Linked DNA regions of Mus musculus: region 2 is linked to region 1. Evidence: chromatin loops called from intact Hi-C (ENCODE). Cell type or tissue: left cerebral cortex. All regions are shown on one strand. Links, peaks and the distances in the headings refer to the core of each region. The heading gives the core; the rest is flanking DNA. Region 1 overlaps Ssh2 (slingshot protein phosphatase 2). Region 2 overlaps Ssh2 (slingshot protein phosphatase 2).

What was found. Hi-C counts contacts between places; a loop is a spot of excess contacts. Peaks named below come from ENCODE experiments on the same cell type or tissue, not always from the same donor. Only the 100,000 strongest peaks of a DNase experiment are listed, where the experiment ranks them.
Region 2: a loop joins it to region 1, with 2.1 times the contacts of the local background. A loop is called at or near these places in 12 of 42 quality-filtered maps.

The regions. Positions count from the first base shown.
Region 1 is chr11:77,443,715-77,451,202 of GRCm38, forward strand. Ssh2 (slingshot protein phosphatase 2) reads left to right here. Exons shown (of 15, transcript NM_177710.4): 14 at 5,674-6,508. Among named protein-coding and RNA genes, the nearest start is that of Coro6, 16 kb to the right of the region's middle. In left cerebral cortex, for the core only: CTCF peaks have their summits at 3,015 and 4,413; a DNase peak (open chromatin) is centred at 3,038; H3K27ac peaks cover 35 bases.
Region 2 is chr11:77,339,966-77,347,453 of GRCm38, forward strand. All of the region lies in intron 2 of Ssh2 (slingshot protein phosphatase 2), which reads left to right. Among named protein-coding and RNA genes, the nearest start is that of Gm24989, 99 kb to the left of the region's middle. In left cerebral cortex, for the core only: no CTCF peak of the experiment used is centred there; a DNase peak (open chromatin) is centred at 4,409.

The DNA of each region.
Region 1 (7,488 bases), core at 2,021-4,520:
GAATGTTCTAGAACCAAATCCAACTAAGCCTCACTGTCCCTCCATTTCACTGGTGTCACCTGTGTGGAGTGGTCTACAGAGGAAGGGGGAACTCTCTGAAAGGCAGTTAGACAGAGACAACTTCCAAAGTTTGGTTGTTCCTTAATAGTATTTTTTTCTGGATCTTGTTTTCACATCATAGGAAACACATGGTGGCTCTCAGAGAGTAAGAGTTGTGATCCCAGCATCCTCTAACTGTAGTTACACAGAGCAGCGCTGGGTACTTGGCTGGTTGTGCCAGCTGTTGTCTGTTGGAGGGAGCTTCTTGGTGCAGTGACCTCTGAGTAACCTATTTCTATAGTAACATCTCAGTTGATTACAGTCTTAGTGAGAGCATGAGGGCCACAGCAATATGTCAGAAATGCAAAGAACTTCTTACATCTCTCAAAATATCATTGGTAGCTTAGAAAAGGCTGGTTTACTCTTCCTCTTGAAGACCTAAGAAGGATGGTATAATTAAACTGTTGGTATTTTTCATGTTGTATTTTTTTTCTGTTTTAATAGTTGTGGGGTGGTAGCAAGAAGAGCGAGTTATAAAGCTCTTCCTGCTACCACAAGCATCTGCCAGATTTATGCTCTATCAGACAGGTTCAAATTTCAAGCAGACCATTTGCAAGTTGAACCATGTGTCTTTGGTATTAGGTTCCAGTGTAAAGGGGACAGGAGGAAAACTAGGGAGGAAAGCTAGAGAGAATTTGTATGTCATGTCCTCAGACATGTCCACTTTGGTTATGAGGGCCAGAGATAGCAGGGCTCTCTTCTTATCCTGGTTTTCTGGTGGAGAGCAGTCTAGTTAGACATAGCTGTCAGCCCAGAGCAAGGAGCCTGAAATGAAAGGACATGGATTTCTGGTCCCATGACAGCCAAGCCTAGTTGTGGCTTAAAAGGATTTTTTAAAATAGCTTTCTGGCTAAATAATTGAAAATATCCAGGACCATGCACAACTCATGGAAGTGCCAACACTGCTTTCCTAGTCCCCTAGAAGGTAACCACGGCCAACCTCAGTCTCCTAGCCCTACACTTCTAGCAATACTTTCTTCTGTATACATTTCTTAAAGAGTTGATGCTATTACCTAACATGTAGCAAGAAAGCAGAAGGAAGAGAATAGAATGTCTTATATATCTTATCAATTACATTTTTTCTGCTCATCTAATAAATAAGAAAACTAAACTGTTTCCCAGAGTAGCCTAGTCATATGTGTGCCTGTGTTTACATGATTCCAAATTCAGGTCAGGGGCCACTCGAAGGAGGGGAGATCTGAGGCGTGGTTGCATCATCTAGGCCATAAGCCAACTCTGAAGTTCCTTTTTGGCAGCTTGTTTATTTACTTGCCTGCCTAGAATGGGAGGTGGGGGTCAGCTGGATTAGAAATTACCAGTTTAAAATAATAGATATGATCTACTGTTGTGTGCCAAGTACTGTCCATGTCAAAGCATTAGAATACACCAGGCAGAGCCTAACTGAAAAGCAATCTAGTGTTCCCAGCAAACCAGTGATGCACACATGCCCCATGACCCATATATTACACTCTATTGCATGACACCTCTGAGAGACTGAAGTCTTAGCAGCTACAAGAATGTCCCTGGCAATGTTTATAGTAGCTAAGACTATTTGTCAACCATATGGACAAACTAATTGTGAAACATTTATTTCACTTTATGAAAATAAATTTACATACAGTGATGGAGCTTGAAAACATTTTAGCCAAAATAATGTTTTATGGTCGGGTGTGGTGGGCATGCCCCTAATCTCAGCAGAGAGAGGCAGGCAGATCTCAGTAAATTCAAGGCCAGCTTGCTCTTCATATAGTGAGTTGCATGATAGCCTGGGCTGTGTAGTAAGATTCGATCTTAAAATTAGTTAATTTTTAAAACCACCTGCAATAACATTTTAAGGGAGAGGAAGGGACAGATGATCAGCACAGAGCTCAGGAGGGAGGAGGTTACAGGTCAGCAGGGAGCACGTGAAGGTTGTGGTGCTGTAGCAGTGATGGTGGTCGCTGGACTGTGTTAGTGTGCCTACCACTCTGCCTCAGGCCAGTCTTTGGATTAGATTTTCTTTCTCTTACTCTCTCTCTTTTTTTAATATTTTTATTAGGTATTTTCCTCATTTACATTTCCAATGCTATTTCTTACTCTCTTATAAGTAGGTGTCAATTGTATTCCCAAGGCTCAAAGGAGTATTTTCTGATGATCATCAACCCCCAAGAAGAGAAGGAAGTCCCTGCTGAGCAGCAGGCTGTGATGTTAGCTCGCTCCTCACTAGCACAGCTCCCATCTGTATCCCCTCGTGACTGATACAGCACTTCAGTGTACTAGGTTTATTCCTTGTATGTATGAGTGTCTGCCTATGTTCATGTTTATGCACCACATGCATGATTGGTACCCATGGAGGTCAGAAGAGGGCATGATTCTCTGGATGTTATAGATGGTTGTGAATCACCATGTGGGTGCTAAGAATTGAAGCTAACTCCCCTGCAAGAGCAATCATTCTTAACCACGGAGCTATCTCCCCAGCCCTGACTGATAAGCAATTCGCCAGCATTTAAAAAAACAAAAACAAAAACAAAAAACTATACTTTGGGGAATTGTTGAGATTATGGAAACTTCTCATTTGTTTGTTGGCTAATTATCAGCTGCTGTTTTATATCTGACATACTTTGTCAGATGGCTGAGAACAGCTACCCTCCAAGCTGTCTCCTCAGCCATCATCACAGGACTTCTCTTATGGTGCTGAATGAGAAGACCCATTTGCACAACCCCACAATGAGTGACAGTGTGGAAATCAGAAAGCACAGGTGGTATTTAGGCCTGGAAACAAAGGCCTCCAGAACTAAGAAAAGAACCTCACACAGGAAGCAAACTGGCCTTGGTTGGTAATAATACAGTTTAGTCCATGCTTTCTCAAAGCAGTCAGCTTGCCTCTCCCTTACTTGAGATGTGTGATATGTGTTATGTTGTCTCCTCCTAGGGGTGGCTAGAGGTCATGCAGCTTGAAAAGGGTAAAGCTCTACTGTACACCCAGCCAGCTGATTATAGCTTGTCTTCATAAACAGATTTGACCTGTTCTCTCTGACGGAAAGCACCCTCTGCTGTGAAGGCCTGAGTCGAGCGCCCCACCCAAGCAGCAGACGGCAGAGGGAGCTGAGAGCAGGTGTAGAGCTGAGAAGAAACAGGGTCACATCAGTGTAGGCACATGACTCAGCAGAACCCTCGTGTGGCCCCAAGCCACGGGCAAGTTGTTTGAAACTGAGTTTCCCCTTCCACCCAGAAGTTAGGTAACTCTTTGTCTGCTATTAAATCATGGGGACTGTCAAGCACCATATTTAGGATCTAATCCCTGGGCAGGTGATCCTGACCAACGGTACAGGCAGCTGAGATATTTTGGCTGGGGCTTTGATAATTGTGTTTCCTTTATAAGCATGTAGTTTGAAGTAAACTTGTCCCCATCTCAGACTGCACTTCATGAAATAACCAAAGAATGACTATGTAGTGATCTCTGGGGTTGATAAAGAGCCCTCTTTGGACCACATTTTCCTAAGTGTTGTCTCAAGTTCTAAGATCTTTTGGGAAAGGCTTGTCCTCTATACTCATCCTCTTCATTCTATAACAGCATATTCAATCCACATTTACTAGGCCTCCTTTATTTTCTAACTTAATGATCACCTTAGCCAGACATGGTGGTACACGCCTTTAATCCCAGCGCTCAGGAGGCAGAGGCAGGTGGAGCTCTGTGAATTCAAGACTAGCCAGTTCTACATAGTGAGCTCCAGGTCAGCAAAGGCCACATAGATCCTGTTTCAAACACATACAAAAGACTGATCACGGGGGAGCTGGATAGAAGGCTCAACAACCCACTTTGGTATCCAGCACCCATACTGGGGTAGCTTCTAGAGATCTGACTCCTCTTCTGACCTCTATGGTCATCCTCACAAATAAAAATAAGAAGGATCCTGATCACCATTCCCCCACATCTGCCCAGCAACAAAAGCTAATACATAAGCTCTTATTCCAATAATAAACCTCCAAAAGATTATTGCTTTTTGAGTAACTTATATGTTCTTTAGGTTGGGGGGTTGTTTTGTTTTATTTCTGGTTAAATTGTTAAACATTTTTTTAAAGATTTTAGATATTTTAATTTTTTAAAAAACTGTGTAAATTTTGATTGTATTCCTTCCCCTCCCCCAACTCCCAAATCTTCTTCCACCTTCCTACCTTTCTTTCCCTCTTTAAAAAAAAAAAAAAAAGATGGCATAGGTCAAAACAAACAAAAACCAGTAAGACAAATAGCACCCCAAAACCATAGTACCCATGTTGTGTTGAAGCCTGCTCTAGAGCATAGTTGATATATCCAGTGCCACCCTAGTGGAGAAAACTGATTTCCCCTTTCCCAGCAAATACCTATTGCAAATAGCTTCTTGGTTAGGAATAGGACTTTGTGTCCCTTTCTCTGTGCTGAGAGGTTTTATCTGAACTTATGCAGGTCTGTGTGTGCTGTCACAGTCTGAGTTTGTATGTGAGGCAGCCCTGTCATGTCTGGAAGACGTTGTTTCTTCAAGTCATTCCCCCACCTCTGGCTCTTATAATCTTTTCTGCCTACTCTTCTACATAGATCCCTGTGTCTTGAGAGGAGCAGATTTATTTATCTTATTTTATGTGTATGATGTTTTGCCTGAATGTATGTTTGGTACCCATGTGCCTTTGAAGGCTAGAAAAGGATATCAGATCTCCTGGAGCTGAAGTTAAAGATGGTTTTGAGCCACTATGTGTATGATGTTTTGCCTGAATGTATGTTTGGTACCCATGTGCCTTTGAAGGCTAGAAAAGGATATCAGATCTCCTGGAGCTGGAGTTAAAGATGGTTTTGAGCCACTATGTGGTTACTAGGAACTGAACCCCAGTTATATGTGTGTGTGTGTGTGTGTGTGTGTGTGTGTGTGTGTGTGTGTGTAAAAACCATATACCCTTAAAATATTTCCTCAAGAAAACTTCTAACAGGAAGAACTGATTATTTAAAGATTAAATTTGGAGAACTATTGCTACACTTGACAGGGCCTGTGAGATAGCCCATCAGGTAAGGTGCTTGCCACTATGCCTGACAACTTGAGACAGATTCCCTAGGACTCAGGTGATGGAGTGAGAGAACCAACTATTTCAAGTTGTCCTCATATCTCCACTTGTTGTCCCATCATTAACACAGTAAAAGACGTTAAAAAGATTGAAGTCAACAGGTCACACTTACCCATGCCATGAGAGAACTTGATTATCAATAGTGACTGTTAACAACAATTTCAGGTACCATTAATCTGATTACAGAAAAAAAGTCAGATCTCAACACTCTGGAGGCAGAGGCAGAGAAATATCTACGAGTTTGAGGCAGACTGGTCTACCCAAGAGATGGCAGGAGTTTCGTCCAAGTCAGCCGGGACTCTAGTGAAGCTCTGTCTCGAGAAACAATTCAGATCTTAGCCATTATTGCTGTTTGCTTTGGGTTTTGTTCATATAAGTTGCAGTGTTCTTTTGTCTTGGTCCAGTGAATAGGAGCAAGGATTCGCAGGAGATAAGTTTCTCTGGGTGTGGTTTCCCCAGGAAGGATGTTGACTGTTTTCACAAACCTGTTTGTGTTGTTCACAGCAAACAGCGGCATAACAAACTCTGGAGATCTCATTCAGATAGTGACCTTTCAGACCACCACGAACCCATCTGTAAACCTGGGCTCGAGCTCAACAAGAAGGAGATGACCACGTCAGCAGACCAGATCGCTGAGGTGAAGACTGTGGAGAACCTTGCTGCCATGCCTACCGTCTTTATGGAACATGTGGTCCCACAAGATGCAAATCAGAAAGGACTACACACCAAAGAAAGAGTCATCTGCTTGGAGTTTTCTTCACAAGAGTTTCGTGCCGGACAGATTGAAGATGAATTAAATTTAAATGACATCAATGGATGCTCATCAGGGTGTTGTCTCAGTGAATCAAAACTCCCTCTTGACAACTGCCATGCGTCTAAAGCCTTACTCCAACCTGGACAGGCCCCAGACATTGCCAACAAGTTCCCAGACTTAGCTGTGGAAGATCTGGAGACAGACGCACTGAAAGCAGACATGAATGTCCACCTACTGCCAATGGAAGAGTTGACATCTCGACTGAAAGACCTCCCCATGTCACCTGATCTGGAGTCACCAAGCCCCCAAGCCAGTTGCCAAGCTGCCATCTCAGATTTTAGTACAGATCGTATTGACTTTTTTAGTGCCCTGGAGAAATTTGTAGAGCTTTCTCAAGAAACCCGGTCTCGGTCTTTTTCTCACTCAAGGATAGAAGAATTAGGTGGAGGAAGGAGTGAGGGCTGTCGTTTGTCAGTGATAGAAGTGGCAGCTTCAGAAATGGCAGCTGATGACCAGAGAAGCAGCTCTTTGAGTAATACGCCCCACGCCTCTGAAGAGTCTTCTGTGGATGAGGACCAGTCGAAGGTAAAACTGCTTTATGGTTTTCTATTTAATGAAATTCTCACCCAAGAAACTATTGGAGACTTTGCTGTGTTAATGCCTTTGAGAGGCTGGGTAGGGGGTCACCCATGCTCAGCCAGGCTACACCACTGAGCTTTACCCCCGGCCCTAACCTTTATTTCATTAATATATGTGTGAGCTGGCAGTTCACATGAGCAAAGGTGCCCAGAGAGCTTGAGTTGCAGGGGCTTGTGAGCTGCCTACCATAGGTGCTGCGGACTGAGCTCTCGTCCTCTGTACACGCTCTTAACACTGAGCCTTTTCTTCAGCCCTTAGATTCACTCTTGATGTTAGTAAAGATTTCCCTAGTAGATGGTAAAACAATCCAGCTGAGACCTTCCTTTGAAACGAGGCTTTTTAAGGATTTTATCTTTTTAGGCTTTGATGTCACTTTAGATTTATTTTATGTGCATTATGATATTTTGTCTGCATGTATAAATGTGCACTGCATGTGTTCCTGGTGCCCACAGAAGTCAGGAGAGGGCTTCAGTTTCCCTGAAACTGGAATTATAGATGGTTGTGAGCCACTATGTAGGTGCTGAGAATCAAACTCAGGTTGTCTGCAAAAGCAGCAAGTGCCCTTAGCCTCTGAGCCATCTTTCCATCCCCTGTTGGAAGCATTTCTGAAAGGAGATGATGCCAGAATAGAACTAGCCAAAGGCAGTTCTGTGGACCCTGGGGCTCAGGTCAAAGCTGAGCAGTGATGAGGTGCCACAGTGCCACCTGAGTGAAATGGCATCTGAGAAGATGGGTTTGTTTGGGAAACATTTTGTCTCCGGAAGTTCACAAGCTAGACACTTGTAAATAGTTGCTGGAGTAGCAAGATTATCTGTGCTGAGCTCAGTGATGCTGACCAGAGACTTTGTCTCCAGTCCTATGGAGCTTAAAAAGCAAACGGTCATTTGGGAGGATAAATTTGGGGGAGCAGCCAGAATCCTAAGATT
Region 2 (7,488 bases), core at 2,998-5,497, 100 kb before region 1:
GAATATGATAAAGAATAAGACCTTGAGCAACATAGGGTGAATTTTATTTGTTTCTCTCTTTGTTTTGCCTTTTTTTTTTTTTTTTTTTTTTTTGAGACAAGTTCTTTCTACACAGCTTTGGCTGGCCTGGAACTCAATACTCAATATACAGATCAAGCTGACCTCTAACTCAAAAAGATCTGCCTGCCTCTGACCCCTGAGTGCTAGTTTTAAAAGTAAACAACATCACAGCTGGTTTAAATTTTTTTAATTATTTTTATCATTTTATGTGTAAATGTGGGTGTTTTACCTGTTGTGTGTATATCTGTGCACCATGTGCATGTCAGATACCTGAGGAGGACAAAAAGGAGTATTAGGTCTCCTGGAACTAGAGTTATGAATAGTTGTGAGCCATAATGCAGTGGCTGGGAACTGAACCTGGGTCCTCTGCAGGAGCAACAAGTGCTCTGAACTACTGATCCATCCCTCCAGCCCCTTGATTTTGCTTTTTGAGCCAGTCTGGCTGTACAGCCCTCCCACTCAGATGTTACAGTGCTGGTACAGCAGGTGTGAACTACCATGCCCATCTTGAATAACATAGTTTTAAATCCTAAAGGAGTTAGAAACTTCTAACACAACCCAATAAGCCTCGGACTGATCATTGGATCCAACTGGAAGACATACTTTGAAATCCCAGCTCTGATACCTATCGGGTAAATTTGGGTCCTTACCTTCTAGGCCTGCAGTTTCACCTCTGAAATAAAGCTGATGATAATTAGCTTCCTTACCTAATACAAATCCAGTGATAAACCCTGCATGCTGTATAAGTCAAGGTGCTACACTCCTATAAGCCCGGCACTTAAGAGGTAGAGACAGGAATATCAGAAGTTCAAGGTCAACTTCAGCCACATAGAAAGTTTAAGGTTATTCTGAAGTACAGGAAACACTCTTCCAAAACAAGAGTAAGAATCCAGTGAGGGTTTATAAGTGTTCGAGAACTAAGAGATGAAGTAGGCCTCAAATATATATTATACGTGAATAACTTGATCTAGATGAAAGTGGTCTTCGATAGGAAACAGTTTGAACACTGAAAATAGTAAGGCTTGAAGATAGGAGAGAACAAAAACCACCAAATTAGCTGGGTATGGTGACACAGGCTCAGGAGGTTGAGACAGGAAAATGCTGAATTTAAGACTAGACCAGCCTACACAAAGAGACCCTCCCTTTAAAAACAAACAAGGCCAGGCCAGAAAAATGGCTCAATAGGTAAAGGCATGTGTTGCCAAGACTGACAGCCTGAGCTCAAACCCTAGGATCCGCAGGTAGAGGGAAAGAACCTTCTCCTGCGTGTTGTCCTCTGACCTCTATGCATGCACCATGACACCATCTCCCCTCCCCACCCACCCCCAAATTTTTTTTTAATTGGATGATAGGGAGAAAAACAAGCTCTGAAGCCAGGATGTCCAGCTAAGTTTGAAATTTTCCTGTGGAAATTGTAGAGCTGGCTCAGCAATTTAGAGTACTTAATTGTTGATCTTGCCGAGGACGCAGGTTCAATTCCCAGAATGCACATGGTGGCTCACAACTGTTCTAGGGAATCTAACAACACCTTATCTCCAAGGACACCAAGCACCAAGTGATGCACAGACCATACATACGCAGGCAAAGTGCTCACATGCATACAATAAAATAAATATGAAATACTAATGTGACTGCTTACATTATTTAACCTCTGTGAACCTCATGATGATAATAACTCAGTAAGTTACTTTTGAAAATTGAGATAATACATCTGAATTTAATATGCCTAGTGCTCACAGAGCCAGAAGGCATAGGATCCCCTGCAACAATAGCTGTGGATAGTTATGAGCTGCCTCATGGGACTGAGACCCAGCCAGGGTCTTCACAAGAGCAACGGCTGATTTAAACTGTTGAACCATCTCTCCAGCTCCAATGCGTGTGAATTTCTGATGGCGCACACTGAATGTTAGCTCAATGAGTCTCAGTCTATCAATTATTTCCCTTTTTCAAGGTCTTCTACTCCTCTACTTTCCATCTTTTTGTTACTCTCAAACTCACTTCTTCCATTCTGTCTCACTTCATTCTACTATACTCTCCGTATTAGGTCATACTTGACTCATTTTCCTACCTTATATAGCATGAGGGTTAGCATTGATTGTATTTTAAAGTATCTTTTTTTGAAGGATTTATTTTTATTTTACGTATATGAGTGTTTGCTTGCATGTACGTGTACCTGGTGCCCAAGGAAAGCAGACAATGGTGTCAGAGCTCCTGGAACTGGATTTACAGATGGTTGTAAGCCTCCATGTGGGTGCAGGAAACTGAACTTGGGTATTCTACAAGAGTAGCAAGTGCTCTTAACTGCTGAGCCATCTCTCCAGCCCCATTTTAAAATATATTATAAATTTATATTATTTTTAAGTAGTTTAAATTGTGAGAAAGAACATGCTAGGAGGAATACAGTAGAGCTGTTTTAGGGAAATTGGGGATGGGTATGATTTCATTTTTACACATATGAAATTCCCAAAAATAAAATTATAATAAAGATGCATTATATATATTGAATTATAGTTAAATAATTATTTGAAATAAATAATCCATGATATCTTCTTTATAATATTTTCTTTTTTAAAGGATTTATTTTTATTATTTAATTACATATGGAGGAGTCTTGCACAGGAATGCTAGTGCCCACAGAGGTCAGAGGGGTTAGGTTCCCCTGGGGTTACAGGCAGTTGTGATATGAGTGAGGGTCTCAGAAAAGCAGCATGTGTGCTAACCATTGAGCCATCTTCCCAGCCTCTGTGTTTTCACTCTACAATCTTGTATTTTCCCTAGTTTCAGTTAACAGCCTATTTACTTTTCTTTTTTTGTTTTGTTTTGTTGTTTTGTTTTTTTCGAGACAGGGTTTCTCTGTGTAGCCCTGGCTGTCCTGGAACTCACTCTGTAGACCAGGCTGGCCTCAAATTCAGAAATCCTCCTGCCTCTGCCTCCCGAGTGCTGGGATTAAAGATGTGCGCCACACAATCCTGCAGTTTTTTTCTTATGATGTATTGGGGAGGGAGGTGTATCCCTATCTGGCTGTACATAAACATGTAGAGACTGGATGACATCCTAGGAGATCATTTCCATGGGTGCCATCTGCCCCCTTTCTTTTTCCTCTCCTCCTTCCTCTCCTTTTATCTCTTTTCTTCTTTTTTTCCTTTTCTCATCTTTGAGACATAGTCTCTCACTGGCCTGGAACTCAGAACATGAGGCTGCCAGCCTGCAAGCACTAGGGATCCCCTAACTTCCCTCCCTTCATATCAGAATTACATATAATGGCTTGTTTTGGTTTGGTTGGAAGGCTAACACTTTACTGACTGAACTCTCTCCTCAGCACTCAGTATATTTCATTTGCAATGTAATAGGCAGACAATTGCACAGAAGACCATCTTGGGCCCTAAGTTAATTTACTTTAGTTCATGGGATAGGTGAGACGAAAGAGTTCAAAGGGAAAACCCTTTTCTAAGGGCAATTAATTAATATCTACCACATCTTAAGATACTTAAAATACGTTTAACTAACTGCAGTTCTACCTCTTAAGCATCCATGTAACAATTATGTGCACAAGTGTGCACATAATTGTGAAAAAGTACAAAGCCTACCACTTGTGAAGCTCTGGGTTAACAACTGACTCTTCTCTCTCAGAGTATAAAAGCATGTTCAGTGATAAAAACTGGAAACAAATACCTATCTGCAGCAAATTGTTTGAACAAGTTGTATATGGTCATATAACATGTGTCTTTAAAAGAGTTAGGTAGGCCAAGTGTGGTGTGCATGCCTTTAATTGTGGCACAGGAAGCAAAGACAGGCTGATCTCTTTAGTTTAAGGCTTCATCTACATAGTGAGTCCCAAGATAGCCTGGGCTATGTAGGAAGAACCTGTCTCTAAAACAAATAAAATGAAATAGATTTATATGACCACAAGAAGATACCCAAGATATAATGATAAATGTCAATGAGAAGCAAAATAAAACACATCATACAATTGTATGTGTGCATTTATCATGTGATCTTCCTAAAGGACAGCTACACTCATATTTGCATATGTGAGGACATTTTCTGAAAACAGTTGTAATTGCCTAAGAGTGACATGACAGAGATGAGAAAAGTGGCTTTTCTTTTCCGCTTCTGAATCCTTGCCATATGTTACTATGACTTTTAAGTGGTTTAAAAAACAGAATGAAGAAATAGAGCAGGAACTAAACAGTTAATGTTTTGTGAAGTGTGTTGAATGTGAAAAGTGATCCCATAAATGCCTATTATTTTTACTAAACAATAGACGTGTCAGGCTTCTGTAACCTGAAGAAAGCAGGACTGCAGCATGTCCTTGTGCAGGAGCATATGGTGGCTCTGACCAGGTGGGAGGGACGCTTTAGAGAGCCTTTCTCTGGTGTTGAGATGCAGATCTTCTCAGGGTTCCACATTGCTCTTGTGTGTGAAATTCTATGCAAATGATTATAAAAGCTCAGTGGCATGGTTCAACTCAAGTGTTTAAAACAAAACACTCACAAAACATGACTGCTTTACGGAGCTATTGTTAACATTGTGCTGTACGGTATTGTCTGAAGAGTGCCTTTGACTTAGTGTAGTAAGATAGCTCTGTCTGCACAATAAATCTGAAATTGGGGGGATTATCTTGAGAGTTTTGTCCTGGCATTTTGCAGATTAAAAGATACATCAGGTTGTGTTACTCCGGGTAACAAGATTTTTGTTTTGTAACGTTTAAAGTGTTGGTTTTCTTCTTTTTGACACTCAAGGGATTAATTTACTATTTATTTCTCTAGATCAAACCCTTAGAGGAAACATCAAAACACAAGGAAGTCCTTAGTATAATCATTTTTCTTATGACCAAGTACTTAAATAATACAGTTGCATAAGTTAATGCTATTATTTGAAAGCTTAAAAGTAGAAACATGAAGTAAATATTACAGATATCAGATGACTATAGACTGTACAGTAAAACTTCCTAAATGAAATGATAATGTTTTTATGTATTTCAATTTTCACTCATTTCATCAACTTCTAGGTAATGAAATAAATACAAGTCCCTTTCTATTACTGGAAGCTGACTGTCAAGTTTGTGATAATAAAAACTTGTCGTCCTATCCAAACAGTGCTTTTGTCCACATATCTTGAAAAGAATTAACTTTCTTTTTTTTTTTCCTGTATGTGTGTATGAACTGGGGTCAGAGACAATTTATAAGAATCAGATCTCTTCTTCTACCATGTAGGATTGAACTCAGGTCATGAGCCTTGGCAGCAGCTGTCCTTAACTACTGAGCCATTTCATTGGGCCTGGATCTTACTTTTTTAAGACAGGGTCTCACCGTGTAGCCCGGGCTAGCCTAGAACTTTCTATGTAGACCAGGCTGGCTTTAAACTCACAGATATTCTCTGGTCTCAGCCTTCTGAGTGTTGGGATTAAACATGTATGACACCATGCCCCACCCTAGAACTTCTTATATCAGAGTCATTACCACTCCTTAACGCTTATGGAAAAAAACAAAGAAAACCATCTCCAATATTTTCTCAGTGAAAATGTAAGGTCAGTATTGAGCCTTACCTTAATATGGCAAACATTAAAGCCAAAGAGAAGATCTTTGTGCTAAGTATTTTTTTAAATATAGATACTGTTTTCTAATTAATCCTCAAAACAACTTAATAAATTAAGCTAATACTCAATGCAGTTTGTTAATTCCAAAGCCAGAGTCTTTAATGGCTGGTCACTGTCGATTTGAACTAGGTGTCTGTCTTAAATGGACTAAATATATTTCATGTTTCAGAATTTTTTAGTCTGTTTGTTTGTTTGCTTGCTTGCTTCTTTTAAAAGTATACTTATTTATTGGCTGCATAGGGGGTGGTTACACAAGTGTGGGCATACCACAGCACCACAGTGCCAGTACTGAGGTTAGAGGCTAACCTGTGGAAGACATTTCTCTTCTTCCACTATGTGAGTCCCACTCTGTGAATTCAAGTTGTCAGGCTTAGCAGCAAGCTTGCACCTTTACTTACTAAGCCACCTCATTGCCCGAGTCTGCCTGTGTCGTGAAGGCTAGCCTTAAACTTGTGATCCTGCTGCTTCAGCCTTTCAGGTGTTAGTACAGTGGGCACGCACCACCACACCTGACTCCTCAGAATCTTTAGTTGACAAGAGAATAGTCTGTCTAAGATTTTCAACTCTCAAAACAAAATTGGGGATTTGACTGTCCTGGAATTAGATTTGTAGACCAAGCTGGCTTCGAACTCAGAGATCCACCTGCCTCTGCCTCCCAAGTGCTCAGATTAAAGGCCTGTGCCACCACCACCTGGCTGAAAAAAAATTCTTAAAGATCTTATTATATAATTTTACATTAAGGGACTTATCAAAGCCTTAGTTACTATTTAAAAGGAGAATTTAAAAGGACGGGATTAGAGGTATTTTAAGTCTTCTTACTTGAATGGCTGACAAAGGTCTTTTAAGGGAAAACCAAAAGACTGTGCACTTCTGGGGCACCATTGTAGGAACCTTTTTGTGTGGCATAAGGATACATATTTACAAAATCTGTATCTATGAAATCTTCATCCCTTGCATTTCTAAATGTAATGAGTTTGATTGGATCAAGTAATACACATTTTCTGCTGAATTGTTTTTCAGATAAAGATGACTGCCATGCCATCATCTTTCCTAAATGACATCATTTAATACTGACTTCAGTAAAAATCCCCATCTCTTGCTGTGTCATGAAAGGAACTGGGCTCACCTTAATGCTGTTCTAAAGTGCCTTTTTTTTTTAATCACAGTAGGAGATTGTAATAAATTACAGCCTGAAAGAAGTTTCAAACTGGCAAGTTTGCCAGATATTTTAAGCAATTTATTTTGGGGTGTATCAGCAGATTTTTTTTTTTCTTACACTGCCATTTGGGTGCCTGCTGACACAGCTTGAACAAATCTTTAAAACATTTCCTTCCTAGAGATGGATGAAGATGATGAAACTAACATCCAGACTTTCCCTTAACTCTTCACTTGCCACATGGGTCTTTCCTACTGCCAGATCCCTAGGAAGTTATAGAAACCACCTTTTGTATGCTTCACAGTATTCTGAGCCCCGCATTACCTTGGTAATGGCTTGAAGTTTTATGGACAACTAATAAAAAAGTAATTCTAGTTTTAGGCATAAAATTTTATGTTTAGATTATGTTCATTGTCAGCATATTGAATATTGTCAAACTTCCCTGTACTTTCATATAAAACAAAGATTTGAGTTTTTCTTGATTCTAATACATTGAAAGTCTTACCTAGTTGGTTAGTAAAGTTGTTTTTAAAGTTCACTAATTTCTGGCTTTTGGATTCATTCATACACACACACACACACACACACACACACACAGAAATACTAAAAAAAAAAAAAAAAAAAAAAAAAAAAAAAAACAGTGGTCCCTAAAGTATTTGCCCTGGTGTAAGAA